Linked DNA regions of Homo sapiens: region 2 is linked to region 1. A link is a contact called in ENCODE Hi-C or POLR2A ChIA-PET data. All regions are on one chromosome and are shown on one strand. The core of a region is the stretch at or near the end of the contact, and the rest is flanking DNA. Distances in the headings are between cores, read along the strand shown.

Region 1 (5,714 bases), core at 1,695-4,194:
CACAGACAGGTGTTGTATAAGAGGAAATGGGAAATTTTGTTGATCCTGTCTATGACACTTTGTTTTCTGCTCCTTTAATTCCTGCTCTACAGCATTTCTTTCCTTGTACTTTCTTTGGGTTTATTTTATAGCTAATTTATATTCAGGCTTCCCTATTTTCGTCCTCAGTCTCCCGAGTAGCTGCTGGGACTACAGGCACAGGTGCACACCACCACGACCAGAAATAATGCAGAGCAGCTAATAAAACAACTAACCCAGCTAATTTTTGTGCTTTTTGTAGAGTCGCGGTTTCGCCATGTTGCGTAGGCTGGTCTCCAACTCCTGAGCTCATGCAATCCACCCACCACATCAGTTGTAACTATTTTCTGCTTTCCATTATTTAGTCATTGAATTGGAGGGGTTTTTTGGTTTTTGTTGTTGTTGTTGTTGTTGTTGTTGTTGTTTTTTGAGACAGAGTCTCGCTCTGTCACCCAGGCTAGAGTGCAGTGGCGCGAACTCGGCTCACCTCAAGCTCTGCCTCCTGGGTTCACCCCATTCTCCTGCCTCAGCCTCCCGAGTAGCTGGGACTACAGGCGCCCGCCACCACGCCCGGCTAATTTTTTTGTATTTTTAGTATTTTTAGTAGAGACAGGGTTTCGCCATGTTAGCCAGGATGGTCTCCATCTCCTGACCTCGTGATCTGCCCGCCTCGGGCTCCCAAAGTGCTGGGATTACAGGCGTGAGGCACCGCGCCAGGACTTTTTTTTTTCTTTTTTAATTTCTGAAAACTTAAGACTTTTTTCCTAATCTGTTTTTACTATTGATATCTTACATAATGATCAGAAAACATGATCTGCAAGATCAGGGATCAGCAAACTCTGTAAAGCGCCAAATAGTAAATATGTTACACTTTACAGGCCACACTGTATCCATTGTAACCACTCAACTCTGACTTTATAACATTAAAGCAATCAAAGACAATATGTAAATAAATAAGGTTGGCTGTATTCCAATAAAGCTTGCTTTACAAAAACGGGTGGCTGGCCAGATTGGACTGTGGGCCATAGTCTGCTAACCCTTGATCTACATGGCACCAATTCTTTGGTAATTATTAAGATGTACTGCTACTTAGTTTTTTTTGTTTGTTTGTTTGTTTTTTGTGAGACGTAGTCTTTGCTCTGTCACCCAGGCTAGAGTGCAGTGGTGCGATCTCGGCTCACTGCAAGCTCCGCCTCCCGGGTTCACGCAATTCTCCTGCCTCAGCCCCTCGAGTAGCTGGGACTACAGGCGCCCGCCACCACGCCCGGCTAATTTTTTGTATTTTTAGTAGAGACGGGGTGTCACTCTGTTAGCCAGGATGGTCTAGATCTCCTTGACCTTGTGATCCGCCCACCTCGGCCTCCCAAAGTGCTGGGATTACAGGCGTGAGCCACCGCGCCTGGCCTGTTACTTAGTATTTGATGTTTTATAATGTTCCATGCATGCTTGAAAACCAATAAATCATCTTGTCCCGACGCTCCACTTCTTTAAAGTTCAGGCCTGGCCCATGTCAACATTTGCTTTTGTTATTCTGGCACAGTGATTAAGACACTCGGTTTTTAATAATCAGACAAATCTCAGCTGCTAGCTTTACCACTTGCCATTGGGTGGTTGGAGGCAAACAATGTCGCTAATCCTCAGGTTCCTCAACTGTAAACTGAGAAAATAACAGTACCTACCTCATGGGGGGCACATAAGGAAGGATTCAATGAGATAATCCATTTTATAAAGCGCCTAGCAGAGTCCCAGGCAGCCTTCAATCGTTAGTAGTGTTACCATCATGAGGCAGGTGTAATTATACCCATTTTACAAGAAACTAAGGCTCAGAGAGGTTTAGGTAAGTTGCCCAAAGTTTCCTAGCCAGTGGCAAAGCACAAGCTCCCACCCAGAACTTTTCTTCACAAATTCAGCGTTTCCGATACTCAAACTGATCCAGACACACTAACATTTAGGGGATTTACTGTATGCCATTCCGAGACGAGGCTGCATTTTAAGACGCCCAGGGAAGAAACGGATTGCGAAACCCAAAAGAATTCATTCTTTGTGCTGCAAGTTTTGTCTGAAAGGAAAGGGGCAAGAAGGGCATGGAGCGTGCTAGAGGTAACAAACCACCCAACAGAATTCTGGAACCAGGGGGCCGAAGCTTCTAAGCTGGACACATTCCTCTGTGGGTTCGATCCTCTAAGGAAGTGGAGTCACCCAGCGGCGCACCACGGCCCGAAGACCCTGCTGCTGCGTGGCCAGCGGCCCACGGCCGTGCGGCCCTTCGAGGCTCTGCAGCTCCTCGCGCCTAATGAGCCTGGCGCTTAAAAATACCACCCTAGTTAAACCTCCCGGAACCTGTCTTCAGCATTTCAAAAAAAAAAAAAAAAAAAACGGGCGCCGTCATCACTTTGAGCCACATAAATCACAGCCCTGACCTGCTGTGGATTCAGCAGGCGACGAGCCGCTGAAAGTGGCGACGAAGTCCGCCCCTTTCGAAGACCAGCAACTTTCCATTCTTTTTTCCCTGCGCAAGGCGCAGATTGCAACGGGGAGACCCCCGAGCAGCCTGAGGAGTGAGTCGGACGTTGGAAAAACTGCCCGGGAATCTCATCTTTCCCAGCCCAGGCTAAGCGCAGGATTCTTCAAAGCTATATCCTGTGACAATCACAAGGGTTTTCTCCGCCCCACGGGTGACGGAGAACTCGTGACCGGCCCCTGAGCTCCAAGCCGAGCGCCTAGAGGGCGCGGAGAAAGAGGGGGCGGAGCTACAAGCCCAGATCACCAGGCAGCCGAAGACGGGCAGCGCGTGCGCAGTCTCTCGCCACGGGACCTCCTTCCCGCCGCTGAGACTAGGAAGCGGGACGCCAAATCTGTCCCTGCGCAGCCGCCGCCGCCGGGCGCCGAGCGGGGTGGCCGCCCTGCCTGAGGCGCGCCTGCGCACGTCCCCACGCACGCTCCGGCGTACGGCGGCGGCCAGGGGTCGCGAGCCGGTGGAGGACCCGCGCGCGGAGGAGCCGGGGAGTCAGCGCTTCTTCCCTCCCTCCCCCTCTCCCCTCCCCGCTCCCTGCCCCCCTCCCCAAGAATGTTCCGCTACGAGGTGAGCTGTTGCGACCGGAAGTGACCCCTCCCTCCCTCCCGCGCCCCTCTCCCTCACTCTCTCTCCGCGCGCCGGTCCTGTGTTCCTGCGGGGCAGGGGGCGGGCTGGGGGAGTCGCAGGACTTAGCTGGACGCGACTGGTCTGGGGTCGCGGGTCTAATCCTAGGGCTGGGAGCTGGCTTCATGGGTCGAGACAGTCCCATTAGTTGCCGCTGGGGAAAGTTGGCCTCCGTTTTGGGGTGGGGAGGGCCCGTTAAGTGCTGTAACCAGACCACACCCCCGCCCCCACCCCTAGAGGAGCCACGGAGGGTAGAGCACTGCATCTCCCCGGGTGCTTTTCTTAAGTAGGTGTCACCCGGGAATTCCCAGAGCCGCGTTTCCCGCCCTGGACCCGGAACCACCCCCCACCCACCTCCACTCGAATTACACTGACACACATCCCATTCACACAGGCTACCTTCAGGTGAAGGGGGCCTGGGCTTGCCGTTGGATTAGGGCCCCAGCCCGTTTACTAAAGAGGGCTCCGAGTTGGGAGGGGGGCGTGTCCTGCAGAAGTTCCTTCTGGGCTAGTGCTGGGAGACGCGGGTTTGGAGAAGGTGCCGGGAATGTAGCAATAGCAGCAGACAGTACTGACCCTGTCACCAACTCACTGTGTGACCTTGAGTGACTCCTAATCTCTGGACGTAAACTTTCTGAATTTGTAGCATGAAAGAACTGATGTAAATGATCCTTAAGAATTTTTAATTTAAAAAAGCAGCGATTTGGTAAAGTAGATATTTGTGATTTGGAAGGGAGTACTGCTGGAAGTTGCCTCTGATAAGGAGGCAGTGGCATGCCTATTGGCATGAGTTTGGAAGGGCTCTGGGGTAAGAAGAACGCCCTTTGACCTAATCTTTCCATTGTAAACAGGGTAGCTAAGAGGTAGCCAGGCAAGGTGTATCACAAACGTACCTACTGATAGAATATGGAATTCTGATTCTGAATTTTTGAAAATTGAGGACAGGTATACTTGATAGGAATGATCTAAGACCAAACCAAAAGGAAAACTTGGAGAATAAATCAGTTGAGTAAGATTGAAGTAAAGGGGGAAAATAGAACACACCTAGGATGTGGTGGCCTCTAGCCTTTGTTCGATAATCTGTAATCTTTGCCCACTTTGATCATCACAACTCTCTGCCATAGTTGGTATTGTCCCTGCATTACAATGTAAGACATTGAGCCTTACAGCCTAGCACAGAACCTTAGACGCAATAGGTCCTTAAAAGGTATTTGATGAATTAATTAGAAATTTTCTGAGTTGCCCATGTTCACACTGATTGTAGGAATGGAGCCAGAACTTGAACTTGTCATACCACAGCTTTTCCAGAGTTCATTTTATTGTGGTTGAAGACCTAATTTTCTGTTTCATCACTAGAGTTTAGGCCTATAGGGAAGATAAGAAAGATGGAAAATGAAGACAAAGCTTTAAAACGGAATAATAGTTGAAAAGATGACATGAATATAATGAGAAAGATGAGAATTTTGCTGGAAAAGATACATAAAGATACAAGAAAATAAAGGGTTCATTATTAATTGTCATCAGTATTCCAACCAGTGATGTAAGGAAAGTTGTGGGCTTAATTTCTTGGTTGCATGAGGAACTGCTGTTCGTGGATTCTTGATAAAATAGAGAAATGGAATGCTGTGAGGTGGGGCAAGAATTAAATGAAATAAGGATTAGGAAATAGAAAGTGAAAGAAAGATGATGAAATCTTCCAGTGTCAGGGAAATTGGGAAGTAGAAAAAAAATGCCATCTTTACAAAAAGTCATAATGAAGCAATTATGTTCATTGAGAAGGTAAGATGAACATTTTTAGAACATTTTTAAAATGAGGGTGTGAATTTCATGAATAACTAATGTCTTTTCTTTTTTTTTAGTCTTTGGAGGATTGTCCTCTGGATGAAGATGAAGATGCATTTCAGGGACTGGGAGAAGAAGATGAAGAGATTGATCAATTCAATGATGATACATTTGGGTCAGGTGCAGTTGGTAAGTGACATCTTTCGCTTATAATATCATCTTAGCCTCCTGCTCTTTTCAAGTGCTGTCTTTTAGAAGTGCTTTATCTTATTAGGGGTAACCTTATTCACTAACTTGGCAAGATATTCTTCTATTCCTCATCTTAGAATAGTTCATTCTTCACTGGAAACAGCACCTATCCTGCTCCTCTGGGTCTCTTTTTGCCTTACCTATAAAATCAGGTATTCTGTAAGCCTTGCCCCTTCCAGCTATATGATCGATGACTACAGGTTGCCCCTATGAGGGATTCAAATGTTTAGAGAAGTAAACATTTAAGAGAGATTTAAATTAATCCTAGATGAGAGGAATTTTTATTTGTATAACATATAACTTATGGAAAACTAGTGTACTAGTAGAAAATTCAGATTCTAGGATGTGGGTATATGTGTTTCAAAATTTAGTCTATCACTAGTATATAACTTTGCAACTTATAGTATCTTCAAAATATAAAGCTTTTTATAGCAAGAATTTTGGGGGTCAAGAAAGGACTCATAAGTTAGAAAAGTATGCACAGATGAAATTTTGTCCATCCCTGGGTATAGATACATATTATTTA
Region 2 (5,714 bases), core at 859-3,358, 2.7 Mb before region 1:
AGAGATCAGGCTGTTACTGTGTCTATGTAGAAAGAAGTAGACATAAGAGACTCTATTTTGTTCTGTACTAAGAAAAATTCTTCTGCCTTGAGATGCTGTTAATCTGTAACCCTACCCCAACCCTGTGTCGCAGAGACGTGCTGTGTTGACTCAAGGTTTAATGGATTTAGGGCTATGCAGGCTGTGCTTTGTTAAAAAAGTGCTTGAAGGCAGTATGCTTGTTAAAAGTCATTACCATTCTCTAATTTCAAGTACCCAGGGACACAATACACTGCGGAAGGCTGCAGGGACCTCTGCCTAGGAAAGCCAGGTATTGTCCAAGGTTTCTCCCCATGTGATAGCCTGAGATATGGCCTTGTGGGAAGGGAAAGACCTGACCGTCCCCCAGCCCGACACTGTCCCCCAGCCCGACACCCCACCCGTAAAGGGTCTGTGCTGAGGAGCATTAGTAAAAGAGGAAGGCCTCTTTGCAGTTGTGATAAGAGGAAGGCATCTGTCTCCTGCTTGTCCCTGGGCAATAGAATGTCTGGGTTTAAAACCCGATTGTATGTTCTATTTACTGAGATAGGAGAAAACAGCCTTAGGGCTGGAGGTGAGAGGTGCTAGCGACAATACTGCTCTTTAATGTTTGTATACATGCACATCAAGGCATAGCACCTTTCCTTATTTATGACACAGAGACATTTGTTCACATGTTTTCCTGCTGACCCTCTCCTCTCTATTAACTTATTGTCCTGCCACATCCCCCTCTCCAGATGGTAGAGATAATGATCAGTAAATACTGAGGGAACTCAGAGACTGTTGCCGGTGGGGGTCCTCCGTATGCTGAGCACCGGTCCCCTGGGCCCACTTTTTTTTCTCTATACGTTGTCTCTGTCTCTCCTGCCTCAGCCTCCTGAGTAGCTGGGACTACAGGCACCCGCCACTGGGCCCGGCTAATTTTTTGTATTTTTAGTAGAGATGGGGTTTCACCCTGTTAGCCAGGATGGTCTCGATCTCCTGACCTCGTGATCCACCGGCCTCGGCCTCCCAAAGTGCGGGGATTACAGGCGTGACCCACCGCACCCAGCCTCTTATTTCTTTTCTCAGTCTCTCGTCCCACCTGATGAGAAACGCCCACAGGTGTAGAGGGGCTGGCCACCCCTTCATCTGGTGCCCAACGTGGGTGCTTTTCTCTAGGGTGAAGGTGAGCTAGAGCGTGGTCATTGAGAACAAGTTGATGAGAGATTCCCGAGTACGTCTACAGTCAGTCTTGTGGTAAGCTTGTGCCCTCGGAAGAACCTAGGGTAACAATGGGGCAAACTGAAAGTAAATATGCCTCTTATCTCAGCTTTATTAAAATTCTTTTAAAAAGGGGGGAGTTAGAGTCTCTACAAAAAAATCTAATCACGCTATTTCAAACAGTAGAACAATTCTGCCCATGGTTTCTAGAACAGGGAACTTTAGATCTAAAAGATTGGGAAAAAATTGGCAAAGAATTAAAACAAGCAAGTAGGAAGGGTAAAATCATCCCACTTACCGTATGGAATGATTGGGCCATTATTAAAGCAGCTAATTTAGAACTGTTTCAAACAGGAGAAGATAGCGTTTCAGTTGCTGATGCCCCTGAAAGCTGTGTAATAGATTGTGAAGAATAGGCAGGGATAGAATCCCAGAAAGGAATGGAAAGTTCAAAAGTTCACATTGTAAATATGTAGCAGAGTCTGTAATGGCTCGGTCAATGCAAAATGTTGACTACAATCAATTACAGGAGGTAATATATCCTGAAGCATTAGAATTAGAAGAAAAAGGTCCAGAATTAGCGGGGCCATCAGAGTCTAAACCATGATGGCCAACTCCTCTTCCAGCGGTTCAGATGCCTGTAACATTACAACCTCAAATGCAGGTTAGACAAGTACAAACCCCAAGAGAATATCAAATAGAGAGTCTCTGTCATGGCAACGCCAATCCAAATACAGTATCCACAATATCAGCCGGTAGAAAATAAGACCCAACCGCCAGTAGCCTATCAATACTGGCCGCCAGCCGAACTTCAGTATCGGCCGCCCCCAGAAAATCAGTATGGACAGCCAGGAGTGTTTCCAGCACCACAGGGCAGGGCGCTATAGCCTCAGCCGCCCACTATAAGACTTTATCCTACAGCACCACCTAGTGGACAAGGTAGTGCATTACATAAAATTATTGATAAGGCAAGGAAACAAGGAGATATTGAGGCGTGGCAATTCCCAGTACCGATGCCACCTGGAGAAGGGGCCCAAGAAGGAGCGCCTACCCTAGTTGGGGCCAGATATGAGTCCTTTTCTATAAAAATGTTAAAAGATATGAAAGAGGGAGTAAAACAGTATGGACCCAACTCCCCTTATATGAGAACATTATTAGGTTCCACTGCTCATGGACATAGACTCATTCCTTATGATTGGGAGATTTTGGCCAAATCATCACTCTCACTGTCTCAATTTTTACAATTTAAGAGTTGGTGGATTGATGGGGCACAAGAACAGGTCTGAAGTAATAGGGCTGCCAATCCTCCAGTTAACATAGATGCAGATCAACTATTAGGAAAAGGTCAAAATTGGAGCACTACTAATCAACAAGCAATAATGCAAAATGAGGCCATTGAGCAAGTTAGAGCTATCTGCCTTAGGGCCTGGGAAAAAAATCCAAGACCCAGGAACCACCTGCCCCTCATTCAATACAATAAGACAAGGCTCTAAAAAGCCCTACCCTGATTTTGTGGCAAGGCTCCGAGATGCTGCTCAAAAGTCAATTACCGATGAAAATGCCCGTAAGGTCATAGTGGAGTTGATGGCATATGGAAACGCCAATCCTGAGTGTCAATCAGCCACTAAGCCATTAAAAGGGAAGGTTCCCACAGGATCAGATGTAATCTCAGAGTACGTAAAAGCCTATGATGGAATTGGAGGAGCTATGCATAAAACTATGCTTATGGCTCAAGCAATAATGGGAGTTGCTTTAGGAGGACAAGTTAGAACATTTGGGGGAAAATGTTATAATTGTGGTCAAATTGGTCATCTAAAAAAGAATTGCCCAGCCTCAAAAAAACAAAATATAACTATTCAAGCTACTACAACAACAACAGATAAAGAGCCACCCGACTTATGTCCAAGATGTAAAAAAGAAAAACACTATTAGAATTCTATCAAATTCTAAATTTGATAGAAATGGGCAACTATTGTCAGGAAACAGCAAAGGGGCCAGCCTCAGGCCCTGCAACAAACTGGGGCATTCCCAGTTCAGCCCTTTGTTCCTCAGGGTTTTCAGGGACAACAACCCCCACTGTCACAAGTGCCTCAGGGAATGAGCCAGTTACCACAATACAACAATTGTCCCCTGCCACAAGCGGCAGTGTAGCAGTAGATTTATGTACTATACAAGCAGTCTCTCTGCTTTCAGGGGAGCCCCCACAAAAAATTCCCACAGGGGTATATGGCCCCCTGCCTGAGGGGACTGTAGGACTAATCTTAGGAAGATCAAGTCTAAATCTAAAGGGAGTTCAAATTCATACTGGTGTGGTTGATTCAGACTACAAAGGTGAAATTCAATTGGTTATTAGCTCCTCAATTCCTTGCAGTGCCAGTCCAGGAGACAGGATTGCTCAGTTGTTACTCCTGCCTTATATTAAGGTTGGAAACAGTGAGATAAATAGAAAGGAGGGTTTGGAAGCACTGATCCGGCAGGAAAGGCTGCATATTGGGCAAGTCAGTTCTCAGAGAGCAGACCTGTGTGTAAGGCCATTATTCAAGGAAAACAGTTTGAAGGGTTGGTAGACACTGGAGCAGATGTCTCTATCATTGCTTTAAACCAGTGGCCAAAAAATTGGCCTAAATGAAAGGCTGTTACAGGACTTGTCGGCGTAGGCACTCCTCAGAAGTGTATCAAAGTACTATTACATTGTTTAGGGCCGGATAATCAAGAAAGTACTGTTCAACCAATGATTACTTCAATGATTACTTCAACCAATGATTACTTCATCTGTGGGGTTGAGATTTATTACAACAATGGGGTGCAGAAATCACTATGCCTGCTCCATTATACAGCCTCAGGAGTCAAAAAATCATGACTAATATGGGATATATACCAGGAAAGGGACTAGGAAAAAATGAAAATGGCATTAAAGTTCCACTTGAGACTGAGAGAAATCAAGAAAGAAAAGGAATAGGGTATCCTTTTTAGGGGTGGCCACTGTAGAGCCTCCTAAACCCATTCCATTAACTTGGAAAACAGAAAAACCGGTATGGGTAAATCAGTGGCCGCTACCAAAACAAAAACTGGAGGCTTTACATTTATTAGCAAAGGAACAATTAGAAAAGGGACATATTGAGCCTTCGTTCTCGCCTTGGAATTCTCCTGTGTTTGTAATTCAAAAAAAATCCGGCAGATGGCATAAGTTAACTGACTTAAGAGCCGTAAATGCCGTAATTCAACCCATGGGGCCTCTCCAACCCGGGTTGCCCTCTCTGGCCATGATCCCAAAAGACTGGCCTTTAATTATAATTGATCTGAAGGACTGCTTTTTTACCATCCCTCTGGCGGAGCAGGATTATGAAAAATTTGCCTTTACTATACCAGCCATAAATAATAAAGAACCAGCCACCAGATTTCAGTGGAAAGTGTTACCTCAGGGAATGCTTAATAGTCCAACTATTTGTCAAGCTCTTCAACCAGTTAGAGACAAGTTTTCAGACTGTTATATCATTCACTATGTTGATGATATTTTATGTGCTGCAGAAATGAGAGACAAATTAATTAACTGTTATACATTTCTGCAAGCAGAGGTTGCCAATGCTGGACTGGCAATAGCATCTGATAAGATTCAAACCTCTACTCCTTTTCATTACTTAGGGATGCAAATAGAATATAGAAAAATTAAGCTACAAAAAATAGAAATAAGAAAAGACACATTAAAAACATTAAATGACTTTCAAAAATTGCTAGGAGATATTAATTGGATTCGGCCAACTCTAGGCATTCCTACTTATGTCACGTCAAATTTGTTCTCTATCTTAAGAGGAGACCCAGATTTAAATAGTAAAAGAATATTCACTCCAGAGGCAACAAAAAAAATTAAATTAGTGGAAGAAAAAATTCAACCAGCACAAATAAATAGAATAGATCCCTTAGCCCCACTCCAACTTTTGATTTTTGCTACTGCACATTCTCCAGCAGGCATCAATGTTCAAAATACTGATCTTGTGGAGTGGTCATTCCTTCCTCACAGTACAATTAAGACTTTTACATTGTACTTGGATCAAATAGTTACATTAATTGGTCAGGCAAAATTACGAATAATAAAATTGTGTGGAAATGACCCAGACAAAATAGTTGTTCCTTTAAACAAGGAACGAGTTAGACAAGCCTTTATCAATTCTGGTGCATGGCAGATTGGTCTTACTGATTTTGTGGGAATTACTGATAATCATTACCCCAAAACAAAAATCGTCCAGTTCTTAAAATTGACTACTTGGATTTTACCTAAAATTACGAGACATGAACCTTTAGAAAATGCTCTGACGGTGTTTACTGATGGTTCCAGCAATGGAAAGGCAGCTTACATAGGGCCAAAAGAGCAAGTAATCAAAACTCATTATCAATCGGCTCAAAGAGCTGAGTTGGTTGCAGTCTTTACAGTGTTACAAGATTTTAATCAACCTATTAATATTGTATCAGATTCTGCATATGTAGTACAGGCTACA

Evidence for each region. Hi-C counts contacts between places; a loop is a spot of excess contacts on that map. ChIA-PET counts read pairs that join two places held with the same protein, here RNA polymerase II (POLR2A).
Region 2: a loop to region 1 is called in a map of vagina, with 18 times the contacts of the local background. The contact joins the enhancer-like site here to the promoter of PATL1 in region 1. A Hi-C loop is called at or near these places in 1 of 168 maps with a recorded cell type or tissue (vagina). POLR2A ChIA-PET finds 5 or more read pairs at or near these places in 1 of 52 experiments (MCF 10A).

Annotation. Positions count from the first base shown.
Region 1 is chr11:59,666,267-59,671,980 of GRCh38, reverse strand. PATL1 (PAT1 homolog 1, processing body mRNA decay factor) reads left to right here and starts at 2,944. Exons shown (of 19, transcript NM_152716.3): 1 at 2,944-3,100; 2 at 5,017-5,128. The coding sequence starts at 3,086. PATL1-DT (PATL1 divergent transcript) reads right to left here and starts at 2,671. Exons shown (of 4, transcript NR_187296.1): 1 at 2,439-2,671. RefSeq lists enhancers at 2,395-2,684, 2,611-2,905 and a silencer at 2,865-3,214.
Region 2 is chr11:62,377,364-62,383,077 of GRCh38, reverse strand. All of the region lies in intron 4 of ASRGL1 (asparaginase and isoaspartyl peptidase 1), which reads right to left. Among named protein-coding and RNA genes, the nearest start is that of SCGB1A1, 39 kb to the left of the region's middle. RefSeq lists enhancers at 1-367, 368-933. Within about 2 kb of position 2,108, at least 2 of the 41 ENCODE cell types and tissues checked have a DNase peak (open chromatin) inside an H3K27ac peak, as active enhancers do.